Linked DNA regions of Homo sapiens: region 1 is linked to region 2. The links are chromatin contacts, found by Hi-C or POLR2A ChIA-PET in ENCODE. All regions are on one chromosome and are shown on one strand. The core of a region is the stretch at or near the end of the contact, and the rest is flanking DNA. Distances in the headings are between cores, read along the strand shown. Region 1 overlaps SETBP1 (SET binding protein 1). Region 2 overlaps SETBP1 (SET binding protein 1).

The links. A loop is a pair of places that touch in the nucleus more often than their neighbours do. ChIA-PET counts read pairs that join two places held with the same protein, here RNA polymerase II (POLR2A). Pooled maps may share reads with other maps.
Region 1: POLR2A ChIA-PET joins it to region 2 with 18 read pairs in BJ. The contact joins two enhancer-like sites. A Hi-C loop is called at or near these places in 1 of 50 pooled maps. POLR2A ChIA-PET finds 5 or more read pairs at or near these places in 5 of 52 experiments (BJ, GM12878, HEK293T and 2 more).

What each region holds. Positions count from the first base shown.
Region 1 is chr18:44,922,971-44,928,915 of GRCh38, forward strand. All of the region lies in intron 3 of SETBP1 (SET binding protein 1), which reads left to right. Among named protein-coding and RNA genes, the nearest start is that of MIR4319, 44 kb to the right of the region's middle. Within about 2 kb of position 1,983, at least 2 of the 41 ENCODE cell types and tissues checked have a DNase peak (open chromatin) inside an H3K27ac peak, as active enhancers do.
Region 2 is chr18:44,868,732-44,874,160 of GRCh38, forward strand. It overlaps SETBP1 (SET binding protein 1), which reads left to right. Exons shown (of 6, transcript NM_015559.3): 3 at 499-552. Among named protein-coding and RNA genes, the nearest start is that of MIR4319, 99 kb to the right of the region's middle. Within about 2 kb of position 2,085, at least 2 of the 41 ENCODE cell types and tissues checked have a DNase peak (open chromatin) inside an H3K27ac peak, as active enhancers do.

The DNA.
Region 1 (5,945 bases), core at 733-3,232, 54 kb after region 2:
ATTCCACAGGTTGGTTCTCAAACCATGGATTAACCTAGCCTTGAAAAGAGCCGCTTGGCTAATTGCATCTGCCAGCTGCCATGTTGGTTACTACGTTGCAAAGAAGGATGGTGTCATGATATTACAGATCTCTAGAATAGCAGTACTGACAGCTTCAGGGATCACCTCATCTGACCATATGGTTTTATATTTGAGGAAACATAGAGAGATGAAGTGACTCACTGAGGGTCAAAAAAATATGACCTTCTGGGCATTTGAAGAACATGGAACTTCCCTTGCATAAAAGGTGTGAGTTTCATTCAGCTCAATTCCATTTGTGTAACTTTAACTCCTTTCCTCCTGAGCAACATGACTGAGTATTCCATAGGCAGGGGACAGAATTTCCATTTAACTAATGAACAAACTGAAGTCAGGGAGTTTAGACATGTCCAGAATCACCCAGAGATCTAACATTGTATTGCCTGGATAAGCAGGCAAGTCTCCTGATGTTGTTGAGTCTTTGTAGAGCATTGATTCACAAGCATTTGGCCATTTACTTGGGAAAAATTTGTCCTATGCCAGCCATGTTCTTTAAATTAATTATCTCCATGGCCAAGAGTATGCATTTATGAGCCAGCTGAAAAGTCAGGGTTATTCCATTTGGGGGAAAAATTAAGTAGAATTAAGCAGTTAATACACCACTGAGCATGGAAGCTTCAGCATTGAACATTAAACAGTTATCTTGATACACTTTGCTTCTCTTCCATCTATGGACATGATTGATTACTTAACCTCCCCTTATGACTGGTCAAAGCTTTGAGAATTGGTTGTTATGGAAAATGAGCTATGCAGTACATTGAAACCCACAACTTTCATAATATTCCTCCTGACAGTGCCCTAATGCTACCTGGAGGAGTGTGTGCAGTCTAGAAGACACAAGATAGCAGATGCCCATGAGAAAATGAGCCAGCATGGTGGTTGCTTAAGGGTAAAGAGAATGAGGTGTTGAGGTGCATTTGCAGAAGTCCCATGGCTGCCAGGGAGACCCACACTCCAGTCCGTTTTTTTTTCCTTCTCTTGCCAAATTTTCTGCTTTTCAGAAAAATCCCTACAGTCATCTTTTTATTTGGCTGTAGACAGACACAAACAGGAAAACATCAAGATGGCCCAGTTGTAGATGTGGGACCCTTGAGACTGTGGCTTCCGTTCAGCTTGCACTAAGAGGGCAACTGCCATCTAGTTAATAAATGATGCCAGGTTGGGGGTTAGGCACTTTTGTGATTCTAGTTCCCCAGGCTCCTGTCACTCTGTCCTTCCCTCTGATAAACAGGCTCTGGGATCAGTGAGTCAGATGTCATCCACAGCCTAGGGCTTGGTGTAGAGTCAGTGCAGGGGAGCTCTAGAAGAAATGGCTAGAGAGGGAAAATGACCTGTACTGTATTTAGAGCTTTGAAGAGTGAAGTTTTTACTCCATCTTTAATCCAAAATTAAGAATAGTTGCATTTTAGTATTTATAATGGTACAGCTGAGTAGAACTGTGTATACCCTTTATCATATTAGCCACTTTATTATTTATTATATTAATGGGGAAACTGAGGTTCAGAGGAACAGTGAATGCACTAGAAACCAGGTTTGTTAATATGCTTTTCCTACCATGCCCCCTGTGCTTTGAGTTGCCTTTGCATTCTAGGAGTCAAATTTGCTAATATGGCAGAGGATGGGTTTATTCAGAAGAAATCTAGAAATACACCATAGACCCTAGGGTTGTTTCCATGCCAACTCACCTGATTATTTAGTAACAAATAGACTCCCAAACCAAAGTACATTGCTCATCCCCCACCCTCAACCTTGGGGATAACTGATTAAGCTAGATACCCCATTAGCAAATCACCTCCTATGTGGCATCAAATGTGTTCCCAGATGGTTCAGAAGAGCATAGTCACTTTTCAAGATCAGGGAGAGCAGAGCAGGACGGCAGTTCAGGATAGGCGTGTCCAGCTTAGGCAGCCTCTCTCCATGTTCCAACCATGCTCTTTTTCCTTCTTGATCCTGTGTGAGTTTTTTTTTTTTTTTTTTTTTTTTTTTTCACGAGAATGAGCTAAATTTTCCAGGGCTCGTTTAATGGCTGGGAAAGTTGCTACAGTTCTGCCTGGATTTTTTTTTTTTTTTAAACCACAGCGCTCAAGCTGTTGGGTACATACCCATGAGGCAGTAACCATAAAGCTAAGAGACAACTAAATCTTAGTTCCATCTCCAAAAATGTATGTTTTTTTTTCACCCTGAAAATTCACACATAATAAAATACTTAAGAACCTCCTTTCATTTCCCCGTATAAATACAGGGCTGCAAGGGAAGGAGATTGGATCCAAGAAGAGAGGACAGGCTGTAGCCTGCACCAGAGCTGGGACCCACTCAACTCACAGACTCACTGCAGAAAAACCAGGCTGGATAGTCAGGCTACTTTTATGATGGGAGAAATGACTATTTTTATAGCACACTAAATAAAACCTGCTTTTGGAGCTAGAAGTTTACTGCCAGAATGGGGAGGGCTGTTGTTTTTGTTTTCTGTTCTCCTTCCTTTCTCCCAAACCCTCCTTTTCAGCTGAGACAGGAAAGGAAGGTAGTGAGTTTTCAGGAGTCCTTAGAAAGTCTGTAGAAATAATATGATTTTAAAGATTATACTAAACATTATCCTAATTTATCCCAGCATCTCATGCTGATTTTACAGGGAGTACATTCAGCATTCTTGCCTTTCCCAAATCATTAGAAGAGTTCTCTCAACCAAGCAATAACAAACAACAGCAATAACCTCCATTTATATAGTTTTTTTTGGTTTCCAAAATGTTTTCACATCCATTAGGACTTCAGGGCAACCTGGAGAAGCCGGGTGATCAATTCTTTATTATAGAAAGAAGGAGTGATACCCAGAGAGGTTAGGTTACTTGCCCAAGGTCATGCCACTAATTAAGAGGTGAGTGAAAAGTAAAAAGCAGATACATTAAATAAAGAGCAAATAAAATTAAGACCCTCAGCTGGGAAGGGGGAAGTTGTTGGGGACATTACAGTGAGGGTAAGGCAAGGCTGAGGCATGATTCTGAATGTAGATATTACATTTTATTTATTTTTATTTGTGTTTGAGAGGGGGGTCTCACTCTGTCACCCAGGCCAGAATGCAGTGGCATTGTCATAGCTCACTGCAGCCTTGAACTCTGGGTTCAAGTGATCGCCCCACCTTGGCTTCCAAAAGTGCTGAGATTACAGGTGTGAGCCACTGTTCCTGGCCGAAGTGTCGATATTATGGAAGGTGGTTTCTGTTGACCTGCAGCTGCAACATGCCTTTGTCTTAAAAGCCTTATGCCTGGTGCATAATTATCAAAGGCTGGGAGAAAAAAGGCCTAATACATCTAAAGCTTCCATAAGGCCACAGAAGAAAGCTTTTCCCTGCATGATTTTGTCTGATGGTTAGTGCTGCATCATCAGGAAGTGCCGCAGAAAGATGTTTCCCTGACTGGGGATGCAGTGTCCTCGTGGCATGACACAGTGGTCCCTCAGGGGCCCTCCCAGCTTCCTCGTGCCCCATCTCTTCTTGGATTCAGGGAATTTCTGAATGCCATTCCCAGAAGTGCCTATCCCAAAACATGGTTAAGCTAGTGGATCAAGGAAAGAGGTCCTCAGAGCAACTGCCAATAGGGCAGTGATTAGAAGGGCAGGTGTCTGAGAAGGGGCCTGCTTAAGAAGCAACCAAAATCATCCACACCAAGCTGTCTAACCAGAAATGCTCAAGGAACTGATTTAAAAACAAACAAACAAACAAACAACAACAACAACAACAACAACAAAAAGAAATTCTGCAGGAGATAGTCAAGCCATCAAGCTAAGCAAAAGCTTCAGGTTCAGGTCAGTCTTTCCTTGGAGGTCGGTTCAAGAATCCAGAGCTATTGGGAGAGGTTCTATAGGTAAGAAAGATTCAGCAAAGTGTATGGGCTTGCCGGGTGCCCAGAGGCTTTATGAGGGTGCTTTTCACATGTCTCCTGATGGAAGGGCTACTGTCAGGGAAAGTAGGAGGGGTAGCTTGAGATTGGAGACAGGAGACTGTGGCTCAAGTTCTGGCCCTGATTATCCATTTGAGTTTAAGCAATCCATTAGTCTTTTAAGACTTGATCTCTTCATCTGTAAAATAGGGTCTCCAACGTCCTTCACAACTAAGATTTCATATATTTACAAAAGCACCATGTCTCGTCTATAGTGCCACCGAATGTATATGTTTGTTTAATGAATGATTCTCTGATGAAGAGAGTCAGATGCCTCAGGCTATGACCTAATGTAGCTCTGCAGCCTACATTCAACCTTCACTGTCACCATTCCATGACAGCAACTGCCCACAGACAGGCGCCAGTGCTCATCATTGAAAATATGTGATTCATCTTGTCCCCATGACTCTATAGCATGTCAGCACCCTCACCCCAAAGCACTGCTTCAAGAAATATACAATGTCTAGCTTTTTATATTTTGATAGAGGAAAAGACAAAACTCTCTAAGAAAAGGGGATAAGGTGTGTCCATTTCACAACTCCTGGATAACTGATGAACAATCTTAAGGTATCTATACTCCAGGAAGGCAGAGAAGATTGAGGCTGAGCTATTTGGCCCGAAATAACTGCAGAATCACAGCCAGTGAGTGTGCCCAATCAAAATGTGGCAGTAACCAGAGCCAGGTCTGGGCTGGCCTCCTCTTCAAAGCAGTTATTGTCACTGTGGTTATCAGTGACCTCTCCCAGACCTGGCATCACCGATCAGGAGTTTGAACTAGAACTGTTGCCAAAAGGGATGTGGGGATGACTAGGGTTAAATGGTGCAGCATGCTGTACCCCTGTTAGTGGGTAACTGCATTTATGATGGGTGTCAATACTAGTAATTAATTTTTAAAAGGAGACTAGTAATACCTGACATTTGTTGAACACTTCCAATGTGTTCTGTGATGACATTATATATATAATTATACTTTAAGTTCTAGGGTACATATGCACAATGTGCAGCTTTGTTACATATGTATACATGTGCCATGTTGGTGTGCTGCATCCATTAACTCGTCATTTACATTAGGTATATCTCCTAGTGCTATCCCTCACGCCTCACCCCACCCCACGACAGGCCCTGGTGTGTGATGTTCGCACCCTGTGTCCAAGTGTTCTCATTGTTCAATTCCCACCTATGGGGGAGAACATGCGGTGTTTGGTTTTCTGTCCTTGTGATAGTTTGCTCAGAATGATGGTTTCCAGCTTCATCCATGTCCCTACAAAGGACATGAACTCATTCTTTTTTATGGCTGTATAGTATTCCATGGTGTATATGTGCCACATTTTCTTAATCCAGTCTATCATTGATGGACATTTGGGTTGGTTCCAAGTCTTTGCTATTGTGAATAGTGCCACAATAAACATACATGTGCATGTGTCTATATAGCAGCATGATTTATAATCCTTTGGGTATATACCCAGTAATGGGATGGCAAGGTCAAATGGTATTTCTAGTTCTAGATCCTTGAGGAATTGCCACACTGTCTTCCACAATGGTTAAAATAGTTTACAGTCCCACCAACAGTGTAAAAGCATTCCTATTTCTCCACATCCTCTCCAGCACCTGTTGTTTCCTGACTTTTTAATGATTGCCATTCTAACTGGTGTGAGATGGTATCTCATTGTGGTTTTGATTTGCATTTCTCTGATGGCCAGTGATGATCAGCATGTTTTCATGTGTCTGCTGGCTGCATAAATGTCTTCTTTTGAGAAGTGTCTGTTCATAGCCTTTACCCACTTTTTGATGGGATTGTTTGATTTTTCCTTGTAAATTTGTTTAAGTTCTTTGTAGATTCTAGGTATTAGCCCTTTGTCAGATGGGTAGATTGTAAACATTTTCTCCCATTCTGTAGGTTGCCTGTTCACTCTGATGGTAGTTTCTTTTGCTGTG
Region 2 (5,429 bases), core at 835-3,334:
AAGGAAGGAAGGAAGGAAGGAAGGAAGGAAGGAAGGAAGGAAAAGCCCTCTTAGAGGAGATGGACCTTTGTCTCTGAAGCAGTAATTCTTGTATCACAGACCACTTTGATAGCAGGAAGAAAGCCAGGGCCCATCTCTCTAAGGAAATATATACATCTATAGATTCACACATACTTACAATTTCAGGGAGCCATGGACCTGATGAAGGCCATCCATAGCCCATGGTTCCTAATTTAAGACCCTCTGAAGAACTGATAGCACATAGAAATAGTTTAGAGAGAGCAGCAAGAGAGAAGTGATGAAGTCAGAGATGGAGCACAAAGTGGGAAGGCCATTGAGCCTAGATTCCCAGTCCAGAAATCTCACATTTGCCTTCTGCGATCCCACTTCTGTAGCTCTCATCCAGGCTATGGTAAGTCCATTGCTGGTCAGTTGTCGTGGGGATACTGTATGCAAACTGAAAAGTGTCACTGAGAAAATTTCTTTATTCTTTTGCAGCTCCTCACAGCCAGTGACCTTGCAGCCAGTGACCTCAAAGGATTTCAGCCACAGGTAAGTTCCACTGATGCTTTTAAGAAGTTTGGAAGAGTAAAATGATCCAGAGTTTGGTTGTCAACAAGCACCTTTGGGGCCAGGACAGAAACCCGAACCTTGGATTTCTAGCTTCTTTCCCTAGCTAACTGACAATGACCTGGTGGCTTGCTCTCCTCCTCCAGCTCCTCTCATTCTAGCATGGACAAAACCACCTCTTTCTGCTCTTTCGTTCCTAATATTCTATAGGAGAAAAATATATAGAGATCAAGATGCTCGGAATGTTAAGTGTTGGGGATTCAGCTTAGGAAAGGGTTAAACCAATGGCGGCAGAGGGTGGGTTGGGTTTGGGGTTCTCCCCTGCATTTCTCTCTTTTTGGACAGGACACTCGCATGTCTGTAATCTTTGCGGCAAATGCCTCCTAGTCAAGGCCTGATAGCCAAGTTAATCTCAGACTCCTGCAGAGGCAGACAGTTGAGGTTTGCTGATCTTGGTCAGGAAATGGGCCACTGTTATCTCTGGCCAGAGTGGTGTTTGGAGGTTACTATGGGCAAACTGTGTGAGGATGTAGGCAAGGGCTTTCTGGAGACTTTTTTGCAGGGGTGAAAATGGACATCATCCTGCCTGTCTCTGGAAAAGGAGTCCACACAAAGACACATACACACAAATCTCAGCTATACAAAAGCCCTTGTGTGCTCACATAGAGCCTGGTGTAGTTAGAACATGTACATAAAGAAAGATCAATCCAAAGGTGATCATTAAGGGACTTGGCCCCTGCCGCTGTCCCCCTTGCAAAATGAAACTTTCTGTCACCCTTCAACTCAGTGCCTGCCTCAAGGTCTCACAGTGCTGTACCTTTGTGGGAAAATAAATTATAGCTAACGGCAGCGAACTTCCAGGGGTCGAGCAAATATGTTTCTAATTGCAGGAATTTCATGTATTTGGGCACGTTTTCTTCTTTAAAGGTGTTTCACATCCAGGAGCCCACTGCACCCTCCCTACCCTTCTCCCATGTGAGCCACATCCTGTGCGCACCCTCTCACTGCTGAGGAACCTGAGGACCCAGTCCTGATGCACAGTGGCCCCAGATCACACAGAGAGCTAGGAACAGGTGACAGTGGGAGGCTAGAGGAAGAGAATTAACAGAATCAAGGGCCCTGTTGGTGAGAATCAAAGATAGATTCGCACACCAGTGTGGGGTGTTGTCATCTCACCTTGTTAATCCTCCTGTCTGGAAAGTAGTGAGTTTTTAGACAGAGATGGCCAGTAAGCCTTTTTTGTCAACCACTGAAAACCTTTAATTAATTACTTTTTCACATATTTACACAAACTTCCAGTTGGGCTAAGGGAATGTGAAACAAAAACAAAAGAAAATCAACATTTACCGCCTACCCCACCCACCTCCACACCTACACTCATACATGGTGGCAATTCCAGGTAAATATTTTGTTTTAATCTGAAAATTTATAACATTAAAGGAAATTGTGTGGTGCTGTTTTACTGCTTGAAAAGGACACCCGGTAGAGACTGAGTTTATTGGAGTTGTGTGTGTGCGCGTGGTTTTGGCATGGTTTCCTTCGGAGCTGAACACGTTCTCTCCGTGTTTGTTGACCTACACTTTTAGATATTAGATTTAAACTAATAGAGCAAACTTTCCAGTGAAGGAGAAGTTAGCTATATTTGAGGTTCGTGCATAACATTTGAGGGCATTATCCTAGAAAGGCAGCTTCCAGCCTCCCCCACAACCAGCCCCACAGCTTCCAGTGCAGATGGCTCGCTCCTCTGGTTCTGTTCAGCCCTTCCATGTTATTCCATTTGCGTGTCATCACCCTGAGGCAAGAAACATAAATGCCTATTTTTCACTCCTCAGGATGCCTGTTCTTGAGGCCAGGAAGTCCTGGGAAACTGGTGGCCAGGGTGTAATGCCCAGATCAAAGTTAATTCTCTAGTGAAAGGCCCAGATGTGTCTCGGGTCAACAGCATCCTTTTGGGTGCTTTTTAAAACAGAAATAGAAAGCTGTCCACAGGCATTGCACTGCCCCCTCCAGCCCCACTGCACCAAACTGCTGGCTTCTGTTGTTATTTTTCCCCTTCTCTCTTTGGGTTTCAGATGAAACTGAGTCCCACACAATAATGCATGGGTGTGTTCCCCTCCAAGACCCATCATTGACTGTCAGGAGGGGACTCACTGAGGACCCCTCCCAGGGATAACTATCTGTCCTCTCAGCTTTTGCATGGTGCCCACTTACCACTTGAATGTAGAGGTTTTCTGTTTGTTTTTCTTGATGCCTGTTCCTGCTTTAGACTCTTAAGGAAGATAGTTACAAAATCTTTGATGATTTTGAAAGTGTGTAGAGTAGTGACTGTATTGAGCTGGCTTTTCTGTTGATTTGTCTCTGTCTTCTCTCTGCTTCCAGATAGAGAAGAGGAAGGTAAGGAAGTGATTACCTACCTTTCTCCCCATGGTTATTGGTTACTAAAAATGCGATGTTCATTCCTGGAAATAAACACATGACTTTTCAGGTTGAGCCTGAAAGCCCGTGTTTTCTAGGGTATTGTGTTTTAGCAGGTGGTGATCTCCCCAGAGGCTGGTGAGCCTGGCCTCCGGGCCACAGGGTAGAGCTTCTTCTAGAGTCAGGCCTGGTGCTGGTAGGCGGTACTATTCTCAGCAAGTTTTAAAGGCACAGATGGAAAAGCTTCTGAAATTCACACCTAACCCACCCTGACTCTTCTACCTCCAAACACATCTCCTTTTACCTTCTAACATCCTGTTCTTGCCTTTTGAAGCAACAGACACACTTGAGTACCCTCCTTTCTAAGTCTTTGGGTTACTGGAAATGAGAACCCTCACTTCTTTTGTCTGTCTGGTCCCCTGCATTCCTAAGAGGAATAAGAGCTGACATCTAATTTTCTTTAGTAAAAGCCCAAAAACCATATGCTTTCCTCTGCATTTTTCTTTTATGCTTTTTTCCCTCTAATATAAAAGTTGTAAGTGTCCATTGTAGAAATTTGGAATATACAGAAAACCATCAGAAAGAAAATACCCTATCATTTCACCTCAGAATCATACACAATGACATTTTGGGGTATAGTCTTCCGATCTTTGTTCTACATAGACACACACATCTGTTTTTTTTTAATGGTAATATTTTATATGCTTTTTTGTTACCTTATTTTTTGTTGGTTTGCATGCTTTCCACAACACTGGAAAATCCAGCAGCTAGCCATGCTTGCACTAGTTGTTAGTACCATCATTCATTTACTACCCCCTCTTGCTGGACAACCCATTCCTTTTGCAGGCTGAGATCTCCAGGAGCAATCCAAGGCAAACGCTGGCATCCAGTGCCTTCATCCAGGATGCAAAGAGCATTCAAGGCTTCTTGGCATTTATTTATTTACTTTTATTTCTCAGTTCCTACAAGAATGTGCAGGCTGCTTAAACTTTGCAGTAAAGTGCCTGTGGGTGATGCCCACGTGCTTGTGCACATGCTTACGAGGTGGGGGAATGTGGTAAGGAAATAGCCATAGCATGGGCACCATATTCAGACTCAGGTCCTGCATGCCCAGCCACAGTGGTGGAACAGTGATGTGACAACGAACGTCCACCACAGAGGAAAGCACAGACTAAAGGATTTGGTCCTCACCTGCTACATAAACCCTCTGTTGTCTCAGAGAATAGGATACTTCCTTTAGGCAAAATGGAGTATTATTTCAAGTGTGGGGCAAGTGTAATGGCCACCTATGAAGGGTGGCTGTTTTTAATGAGTTTCTAAAATGTCAATTGCTACTATGGTCAAGGGCATGCTGTGGTGGAAGATAAGAAGAGAGTAAACAAGAACACATAGGAAAACATGTTTTAGTGCAGAGAAAACAGAACTTTCACTCACTTAGTTGCCATTTCATTCAACAGGCATCCATGGAAGACCTTTCTGTAGGGCTCCCAGCTATACACAGACCCTTCCCCAGATGTTGACAATTCTGAAATGTTCTGCCACCAATATTAGCTTTGTGACCCTGACGAAGTTACCTAATGTCTTTGATCTTGATTTACCTTATTAAGCAAAGGAGTTGTGCAGCTTATTTCACAGAGAGTATGGGCATTGATGAGACAATGCATGTGAAAGTAGCATTGTATGCCTGAAATGCACAGTGAGGTATTGTTTCTTCCATTAGAGAAGTGCAGAATAAATTAATTGAAAATTCAAATGTAGAAGAAATTATATGTCTATGGAACAAGCAGGGAGGTCGTCCCGGCAGAGGTGGTGTTGTACCTGGGCCAGGATGGGTGAGAAAAAAGTGAGGCAGTGGACTTATTCCAGAGCAGGGGAAGCATGGAGGAAGGCTAAGACAACAATGGCGATGCTTAGGTACATCTGGAGGCTTGGTGTGGTTTAATTGTGGAGCCTCAGAGGAGAGCATCGTGGGAAATTATTTGCAAATTAAAGTGGGGCCAAATTTCAGGTCTTAAAGGTCTGGAAAATGAAATAATAGGTTTTTTTAAAGTCTGAAAAATAAATTAGGCTTAAAAATTAACTATGACTGAAGTTTTCATACTTACACAAAAGTTAGCATAATAATATAATAAACCCATGTACCTGTTACCCAGTTTCAATGGTATACTGCTAAAAAAGCCCACATTTGTAGCATCTGCTAATTTCTGTTGTGTAAATATCTCCATCATGACCAATTTTAAGCTACCAGTGGTTTAGCAACCTGTTGGCAAAGTCTTTGACAGTCAGCTCTGCACCCCAGCGTGCCACTGGGATAGCTTCCACAATTGTTACCATTTTCCAAACTTGTCTATACTCTCATCTACTTTGGTTTTTAATTTTAATTATTTGGGGGTATACTTTAAAACAAATCCCAGTCATCATGTTATTTCACTAATAAAAAATTT